Linked DNA regions of Homo sapiens: region 1 is linked to region 2. A link is a contact called in ENCODE Hi-C or POLR2A ChIA-PET data. All regions are on one chromosome and are shown on one strand. The core of a region is the stretch at or near the end of the contact, and the rest is flanking DNA. Distances in the headings are between cores, read along the strand shown. Region 1 has its middle 18 kb from the start of LINC00473. Region 2 holds the start of LNCDAT (lncRNA divergent activator of TBXT).

Evidence for each region. Hi-C counts contacts between places; a loop is a spot of excess contacts on that map. ChIA-PET counts read pairs that join two places held with the same protein, here RNA polymerase II (POLR2A). Pooled maps may share reads with other maps.
Region 1: a pooled map shows a loop between it and region 2 (12-fold over the local background). The contact joins the enhancer-like site here to the promoter of LNCDAT in region 2. A Hi-C loop is called at or near these places in 3 of 37 single-sample maps with no recorded cell type and 8 of 50 pooled maps. POLR2A ChIA-PET finds 5 or more read pairs at or near these places in 1 of 52 experiments (H1).

Annotation. Positions count from the first base shown.
Region 1 is chr6:166,003,890-166,008,443 of GRCh38, reverse strand. No RefSeq gene overlaps it. Among named protein-coding and RNA genes, the nearest start is that of LINC00473, 18 kb to the right of the region's middle. RefSeq lists an enhancer at 1,464-1,996. Within about 2 kb of position 1,728, at least 15 of the 41 ENCODE cell types and tissues checked have a DNase peak (open chromatin) inside an H3K27ac peak, as active enhancers do.
Region 2 is chr6:166,165,186-166,169,784 of GRCh38, reverse strand. It overlaps LNCDAT (lncRNA divergent activator of TBXT), which reads right to left and starts at 1,688. Exons shown (of 2, transcript NR_166068.1): 1 at 1,635-1,688. It overlaps TBXT (T-box transcription factor T), which reads left to right and starts at 1,934. Exons shown (of 8, transcript NM_001366285.2): 1 at 1,934-2,399; 2 at 2,929-3,193; 3 at 3,945-4,079. The coding sequence starts at 2,194. RefSeq lists an enhancer at 1,198-1,792.

The sequences.
Region 1 (4,554 bases), core at 479-2,978, 160 kb after region 2:
GGGCGCATCTCCTCTCCTCAAAACGGGACCTGGCCTCCCGTTTCTCCCCACTGACATCGACATCCATCCACTTCTCTATTTGTACAAATTTCCACAGTGTATCATTTCACCCCCTTGGATGTAAAAAGTGAGCTAATAATTTTCTAGCAGCATTCCTTATGCCAGCCTCTCTAATTTTGTATAAAAAATCGTTTTGCAATGGGACCAATGTTAACTCATTTATGCAATATATCGGTTGCTAAAATGAAATATTCCACTGAAGTCCATCAGTCAGCATAGGAATACAGGTCTTATATTTATTGCACCTAATCTACTTTTGCTTAGCATAGTTATTACTCATATCAGAATATGGGTCTAGACGTGAATGACGGAAGTTATATTTGAAATCGTGTCTTAAAGCTAGATATGCTCATGCCCATTTCTTTTTCATTGCGCACCCAAAATTGCCAGTACCATGTTCAGTATAAAATACATCATCCTTTGCACCCATGGGTCACCCCAAATGAGGCACACAAGTGAAGATGCAAATATTCATCTTTTTTTCTCAGGGATCCTCCCTGCCCTCCCCCCCCCCGCCCCCGCTTCCCCCTTGCAGTGCCTTCCTGGCTCCTTCTTTGCTGGGGTGGAAGAATATGGGGGGTGGGGGGTGGGTTTGATGCTTCTTAAAAACACATGAGCTGCCTCTCTCATCTGGCAATCATTGACTTATTAACTCTTATTTAAAAAGTTCACACAAATCCAGAGAACTTGTCCTGCTATAAGAATGCAGTGAGAACTAGACGAGGCGTGGAAGCCGTCCAACTGTGCAGGGCAATGATCCTAGGCTGTGGCTACAGGCAGACACGTGCGCCCCCGCGGCAGCTCCCAGCCTGGGTCTGCAGCTCCAAGCGCTGCTGTTTTCACTGGACCCTAAGAAAACCACGACTCAAGACCAGAAAGGTCTGGAATTAGAAAGAACAGACCCAACAACTCTGCTCCTGGGCGTCATATATGTCCTTTGAAGACATCTGGGGAAATGCAGAACACAGGCTGGGAAGAGGAAATTAAAATGATCATGAATATATACAAAATATCAGGCCACTCTCCTTGTAGCCACTTTACCCTAAAGCGGTAGCCCTCTGCCCACCTGACATGTGGTCCAAGCTTTTAATTGAAGACCATGCCTTGAGCTCTGTGAAGTTTTGATCTGAGCCAGCAGAGGCTGTCCCAAAGGTTCCGAGAACACTCCCCCATCACAGGCAGGACAATTTCATCAGGGAAGCTCTGGAGACCTGGCTTCAGAGTGACCAGATGACGGGCTTGCAGACCTTTCACAGTTCCCTGTAGAAGACCCCTAAATATATATGGCTTCGCACAAGAGGCAATTCCCAAGAGTGGAATATTTTTCTGTGTCCGACTGTGGAAGCTGGGACCTCCCTCTCTGAGGGTCCTTGCCTCAACGCCTTAGTCCCTGGACCCCTTTTGACTTTGCTCCGCTTCCACACTCTGGTTGAGTCTCTGACCAAAATGAGGAAGGGGCTGCACTGAGATTCCTTTGGGGGTTAACCTGGCTTCCTACCTCCCATGGCTAATAAGTGCTATCCAGTGGCTTGTTGGAGGACAACCATTAATTAGATACACCAGTGCCGATTTATCTTATTAGAAATCTGCATGCAAGTAGCTATGAGAATGCAGAAGCTTTCAGGATTCCTAGCGCTCCAGATCGCCTTAGTTGCTGACGTCTTTGCTCCTTGATTTGCATTCATAGCTGGGGTTTTGTTTTGTGTCAGTTGCACAAGCATCAGGGCAGGGCTGCCCCAAAGTCTGTGCCCACAACCCCCTCTGATACAATGTTTAATCGATTCGTGTTGCAGTAGCTTGAAATATCTGTGGGTTCCCTCTAACCAACCGATTTGCCTGCAAACCCCATTTTTTACCCTTTTATTGTTTGCAAAACCAACAACTTTGCAAAACCATTTCCAGGGAACGGGAGGACCAGCTCTGCATCCGTGTAGAGCTGCACCAGCCACAGCAAGCCGAGCTCTGTGCATTACTGCGATTTTCAAAATATAAAGATAAAATATTTGAAGTTTTTCTTGAAAAGGGGAAAACGCAGCTCTAGCCCTCTCCGTTTGCCGCGGGGGATGGGGGTGTTGTCCACGTGCCAGACGTGACGGCCTAACGGTTTGATTTATGAGTCTGATAATAAGAATCCCATTAGGCTCCTCTCATTGAGAAAAAGGAGCAGAAGAAAAAAAGCTGTGTGTGTCACCAAGCAGCATTGACGCAGGCAGCTCTGACGGCAGCAGCCGCGGGCGGGCGGGGGGCCCGGGGGGCCCGCGAGGGGCGCGCGAGGGCCGGCAGCTCCTGCGCAGGGTCCCTTAGCCACCCCCGCGCCTTTTCAGCTCCCGCCCCCGCTGTCGCCATCCCCACGACCCCCACGCACCACTGCACTCGTCCCCGCACGGCTCCCGCGACTCTTCGAGTCCCCCAGGCAACCCAGCCCCCGCTACTGCAACCCTGCACCCCTCTGTAGTGACGGGTGCCACCCTATGTGATCCCCCTGCCCCTGTGGAGCCCTAGTCCTCCGAGGGGAGAGTGAAAGAGGGAGGCACCTGGGAGGGGGCAGTTCACAGCCCCCCAGGAAGGGGGTCACAGCCCTCCCCTCCCTCCGAGGAAGGAGGTAGGGCTGGGAGCCTGGGGTCCTGTGTTCCGAGGCCCCGGGGAGTTGCAGTCACGGGAACCTCCCCACAGGCCCAAGCTGCCTGCAGACGGGGCCCGCAGCCGCTTGTCCAGCAAATACCCATTGTTCACGGGCTGAGAACATGCTAGAGTCAGGGCTATTTTTCTATTTAAAGTCATCTGGGCAGGAAAAAAAGAGTAATGCGCTGTGCTCGGAGTGCGCAAGTGTGATCCAAGGCCCGGTGCCTGCACCCACGCGTGGTTCCCAGTGGACAGAGCCAGGCCTCAGCCTGGAGTTGCGGCCACTGCTCCCGGGCAGTAGGAGGACCTGGGCTCCGGGCCAGCCCCGAAGATGGTGCGGGGACAAATGCCACTGCTGGACCCACGCACAAATGCTGCTTCTGATATCCAGGCAAAACAAGCCAAGGACGGCATGGAACACCTGGGCTTCCAGACCAGTGGTTTTCTCACGGTCTCAGAACAGAATGACTGGCAAGATGTCCCCCTAAGGACGCTAGAAAAGTAATTGTATCGGCTAGCCCTGATTCAGCCCTCCAGCCTTAAATTTCTACACGTCTACTCGAAATGTAGCGAGATCGAGAAGGAATTAGAGAGACTGATAAACAAAAAACAGGCCTTAAAATTCCATTACTAATTATCAAAAAGTAGTAATGGCACGTGGCACGTCTGGCACGTGGACATCCAAAAAACTAAAAAGCTCAAGTACGTCCAACCCTCGCAATTCCAAGTCCATAAGTCATTCTATAAACATTTTAATCAGCCAGTGCCTAAACTTCCCCCATCAATCCCGCTACACTACATCCACTTGGGGAGGGAGATGTGCCATTCATAATGTCCCAGGGACATGGAGCTTTCAAACCCCCTGGGGCAGAAGGCACCCCATGTCCCTGGAACTAAAAACGGGAATGTCTGATGCTTGCGCACCAGGATTCACAACAGCCATAGCCAGTATTCACCATAGTCAAGAGGAGGGACCAGCCCGGTGCCCCTCAACCGATGAACGAATACACAAAACATGGTGCATCCATGCAATGGAGCATCAGCCTTAAGGAAGGGAGCACTGACCCGTGCCGCAACCTGGATAAGAACATTGTGCTCAGTGAAACGAGCCAGTCACAGAAGGACAAACCCTGCAGGATTCCACTTACAGGAAGTCCCTGGAGTAGACAAATTCATAGAGACAGGAAGTAGAGTGGTGGTTGCAAGGAGCTGGGGGAGGGGTGTCGGGAGTTATTGTTCAATAGGTAGAATATTGTTCTGTTGGGGATGATGAAAAGTGTTGGAAATAGATCATGGCGCTCATATCACAACATCATGAATTTAATCAATGCCACTGAATTGTATCCTTAAAGATGGCGACAATGGAAAATTTATATATATATATATTTTATATATATGTACATATATATGTGTGTGTACACACACACACACACACACACACATATATATATATAACCACAACAAAACAAACAAACAAACATGAATGTCTGTTAGCACAGATGCTTCACCCAGGTTTCCTCTTCAAATTGCCTTCTGGGAAGAGCACCCCCAGGCATGGTGTCAGCACCCTCAGGCACCCCCAGCTTGAAATGGACCCTCTGCCTCCTTAAAAACAAAGTGAGATAAGATACCAAAAACCACTAGGGTTCTCTTGCTCATTTACGTCTTTTAAAAAGATCACCCTGTCTATTTGAGAATTTGGGGGAGCAGACTACATTCTTACATCATTTGGCTCTTCCCTTCGATAGTGCCTCACCACGTGCACTGCCGAACATAGAATGGATTTTGTGAAGACAAGTAATTTCAGTGTTTTTGGTTACTGCTAACCTAAGTGTATTAGTTTCCTATTGCTGCTGTAATAAATTACTACAA
Region 2 (4,599 bases), core at 439-2,938:
GTTCCTCCTTCACCTCCCCTCCACTTTTCCCTTTTATCTTATCCTCGGGAGGCCTTGGGCCAAAGCGATGACCTCTTAGACATTTTAATACCCGGAGTAAGGAGAGTAACACGCACCACGCTCTCCCCCAAAGCCCAGGACCCGATGAGCCAGTGAAGGCGTGTCAGGAGGGTCCGGCGTCAGGAGCAAATGAGGTCCTTTTGGTGCCTCTTTCTAGAAGGAAACTTCCCCACCTCGGGTCAGCCCCCTGGGAATATCCATGCATCCCAGACATCAAAAGACACTGAGAAATGCGGACAGGGACTAGACGCTCCGGCTTCCTGACTCGTCGGTGTAAGTTGGAGAAGGGAGAGAAGGAGCCCTGTCCCCCACGGGCGGCAGGCACCCTTCCCCGGGACTGGCTCCTGGCAGCCCTCCGCATACCGCGAGGCGGGTCGATCCCTCGAGTCCCGGGCGGGGATCCCTCCTTCGGCTTCCCCAGCAATTCCCGACCCCGGAGCGAGCCCGGCTGGGCGAGGGGCGAGGGGCAGGGGGCAGGGGGCAGGGGAGACTTAGCGCGGGGCGCAGATACCATGTCCGCGGGAAAGCCCCCTTGCTAGGGCGCAAGACTCCTCTGAACTCGCTGCCCCACCCGATGCGCAGGCTTTCTCTAGAGGGGTTGGGGCTGGGGTGCCCGCTCAGGAGACCGGGAAACAGAGGCTGCTACCCGAGGCAGGCCCTCGTCCAGCGAATGGGCGAGGTGTGCAGAAGCGCAAAGCCAGGCCTTGGAAGGGGGAGCTTCTGCCTCCTTCCCCCTTCCTGGGCTCCCGTTTTAGGAGGAATGTTACTGTTTAAAGAGACCCCACTGAACTATTTCCTGCTCATTGTCACCTCTCCTTCGCTCTCCTCGCGTAAGTTCTCACCGAAAGGTAATAAAACAACCGCTGCCGACACCGCTTGGCGCTGGGCCGGGCGGGGAAAGCGCCCCGAGTCCCACTAGTCCGGACCACCCCGCCAGCCCCGACCTTCTCCCACCTTCCGTGAAAGCAATGACACAGCAGAAACCACGCACACGCCTGGCACACTCGATGCGCGCGCTGACCTCGGCAACAAGTCCTGTTTTTATAAGAGAGCGAGGAGGACACTTCTCAGAAGGGGTTGTTTTGCTTTTGCTTATTTCCGTCCATTTCCCTCTCTGCGCGCGGACCTTCCTTTTCCAGATGGTGAGAGCCGCGGGGACACCCGACGCCGGGGCAGGCTGATCCACGATCCTGGGTGTGCGTAACGCCGCCTGGGGCTCCGTGGGCGAGGGACGTGTGGGGACAGGTGCACCGGAAACTGCCAGACTGGAGAGTTGAGGCATCGGAGGCGCGAGAACAGCACTACTACTGCGGCGAGACGAGCGCGGCGCATCCCAAAGCCCGGCCAAATGCGCTCGTCCCTGGGAGGGGAGGGAGGCGCGCCTGGAGCGGGGACAGGTGAGGCCGCGCGAACGTTCCAGCCTGGCGCGGCTGCGGGATCCGGGCGCGCTGGGAAAGCGAGGAGGACCCCGCGCGGGAATCAGGGAGCATCGCAGGCTGCCGGGCAGCCCCTCGCGGAAGTGCGGGCTGGGGCGGGCTGGGGCGGGCTGGGGCAGGCCGGGGCGTCCAGCTTACCTTCCTCCGGGGCTTGCCCCGCCGCTTTGATGGAGGTGCAAACATTTGGAGAAGGGCGGGGGTGTAGGGGCTGGGCCGGGGCTCGCAGGGCTGGGGCCCCGGATTTACATGAAACAGGCGTGCGGGAGCCCATTGTTGGCCCCCGGCCTCCCAGACCCGCCCGGCTGGGTCTGATATGGCCGCTCTCGGCCAATGGGAGGCTGCCCGGCACTTCAAAGCGTGCGCGGCCCAATCCGCCGAGCACCCCAGCGCTGCCGCCGCGGCTCTATTTATGGGGAGGGCACTGAATTTCGGTCCCCAGAGACCTACACTAGTAGAGCCTTGGGGAGTTCAAGTGGAATAACTTCTCCCCACCCCTCTGCCCCCGTCCCCTCCCCCCAAGTCTTGGTCCGCGCCCTCCTCCCGGGTCTGTGCCGGGACCCGGGACCCGGGAGCCGTCGCAGGTCTCGGTCCAAGGGGCCCCTTTTCTCGGAAGGGCGGCGGCCAAGAGCAGGGAAGGTGGATCTCAGGTAGCGAGTCTGGGCTTCGGGGACGGCGGGGAGGGGAGCCGGACGGGAGGATGAGCTCCCCTGGCACCGAGAGCGCGGGAAAGAGCCTGCAGTACCGAGTGGACCACCTGCTGAGCGCCGTGGAGAATGAGCTGCAGGCGGGCAGCGAGAAGGGCGACCCCACAGAGCGCGAACTGCGCGTGGGCCTGGAGGAGAGCGAGCTGTGGCTGCGCTTCAAGGAGCTCACCAATGAGATGATCGTGACCAAGAACGGCAGGTGGGTGCGCGTCCGGAGCCCGCGCGCGCCGCGCTCTCCAGCGCCTGGGCAGCCTGGGGGACCTGGCAAGTTCCCGGAGGTCGAACCCTTTTTCTCCTGGAGGAGGGCTTTGTGTTTGTTCCCGCTCTGGTTAACTCCCTCGAGTGCATTTCTACAAGCCCCTCTTCTGGGGCTTTCTCCGCGGAAGCTTGGGGAGGAGGAACGCGCACTTCGGTGTCCCGACCTCGGAGGCATCCCGGGACCCGCGAGGCGCGCCCTGGTCCCCGCCTGTCCCCGCGGGATGTGGCCTCCTGCACTGAAACCCTTCGCCAGGTCCTCTCCTCCCCTCCCTCCCGAGGCCGTGGAGATGGTGAGGAGGCCACCTGGACCTGGCAGGGCTCGGGGAAGGGGGAGCTTGGGAGTCACCCTCGGACGTTCCCCAGGGGGCTCCTCTGTGCCCCGAAATAACTGAGGCCTCTGTGCCCAGCTTCTGCCTCCGGCCTACCTGGTCAGTGTCGGGGTCCTCCTGCGCCCGCCCCGTGTTTTCCAGGAGGATGTTTCCGGTGCTGAAGGTGAACGTGTCTGGCCTGGACCCCAACGCCATGTACTCCTTCCTGCTGGACTTCGTGGCGGCGGACAACCACCGCTGGAAGTACGTGAACGGGGAATGGGTGCCGGGGGGCAAGCCGGAGCCGCAGGCGCCCAGCTGCGTCTACATCCACCCCGACTCGCCCAACTTCGGGGCCCACTGGATGAAGGCTCCCGTCTCCTTCAGCAAAGTCAAGCTCACCAACAAGCTCAACGGAGGGGGCCAGGTAGGTGTGAGGAGCCCGCCAGGTCTGGGACCAGCGAGGAGGGGGCCGCGCTGCGCCTTCTGCACGGGGGTTGTGGGAAGGGACGCTGCTTGAACGGGAGGCGACGTCTGCCCTGGAGAAACTGCCACAGCCTTCTCTAATAAGGCCTTTAGCGCTGTTTATACTAAGCTGATAACATCCACGCCTGGCGAACGGGGAGCGGGAGCACTCCCCTTTGAAGGACTGGAGCTTTTGGGGAACTTCCGTTGTCTAGCCCTAAACTCTCCTGGGGGTGGAAAAGATATCAGCCTTGATGGCAAAGTCGCATTTAAATTTAAACATGCGCCACAGTACTTACTGCGTGGAGTCGGAACAAACTTGTAAAGTCGTGCTTTTCTAAAGAACATTCTTTAGTCGGGGATTGTTCCTGGAAGACCCCAGGTTAGGCAAGTTGCAAACAAGCTCAGTCTTTTAAAAATGACCATAGCCTTCCTGAAAGCCTTAGTACTTTATTCCACCAGGTGAAAGGATTTTGTGATGAGCATTCATTGCTTTTAATGGTGTGTAGCATCTCACATCCCTTTTCCAAACAAGCTGTGGGAATAGCACATATAAACCGCGGAGAAGCCTCCCCTGGTGGAACCCCACTTCCCTCAACAGCAGAGACACTTTCTTGGGATCCAGAGGACTTTCTGCATCCTGGAGAAATGGATGTTTTGCTGTTTTAACGCAGGCCTTTCAGTGCCACCAATCCTGTATCTGTCTCCCTCAGATCATGCTGAACTCCTTGCATAAGTATGAGCCTCGAATCCACATAGTGAGAGTTGGGGGTCCACAGCGCATGATCACCAGCCACTGCTTCCCTGAGACCCAGTTCATAGCGGTGACTGCTTATCAGAACGAGGAGGTGAGAAGGACAGAGGCGGATCGCTTTCCCGGTGTGCTGCGGTGTGGTGTGCTGCTCCGTGGAGATTCTGGAGGAGCGGGGAGACGCGCTAACCCGCACTGAGAGGAAGGCTTCCTGCCCTTTCAAATAATATTCCGGAACTTGAAATGGAAGCACAGGAGAGAACTGTTTAAATTAAGTCCCCATTCAAACATTTTCCCCTTGAATTCTCCATACAAGTGTTTAAAACTAGAAACAACTTCTCAATGCTCAAAATGAAAAGATCCAAAAAGCATTCAGGTTAAATGGTGTGAGAATTTCTTGAGAACAAGACTTGAGTGAGAGAGGGGCATGTCCTTCCTTGGAAATCTTCCCCAAAGGGTGGGGGGGCAACCCCTCAAATCTCTGCAGTGTGAAGACTCAACTAGATACAAGCTACTGCATAGGTGCCTGTAAATCTATGCCTAAGCCCAACCCCAAAGTACTGCAAATTCGACATTAGTTGGATACCTTGTTGGTGTTGACGTTGACCGAAAACTAG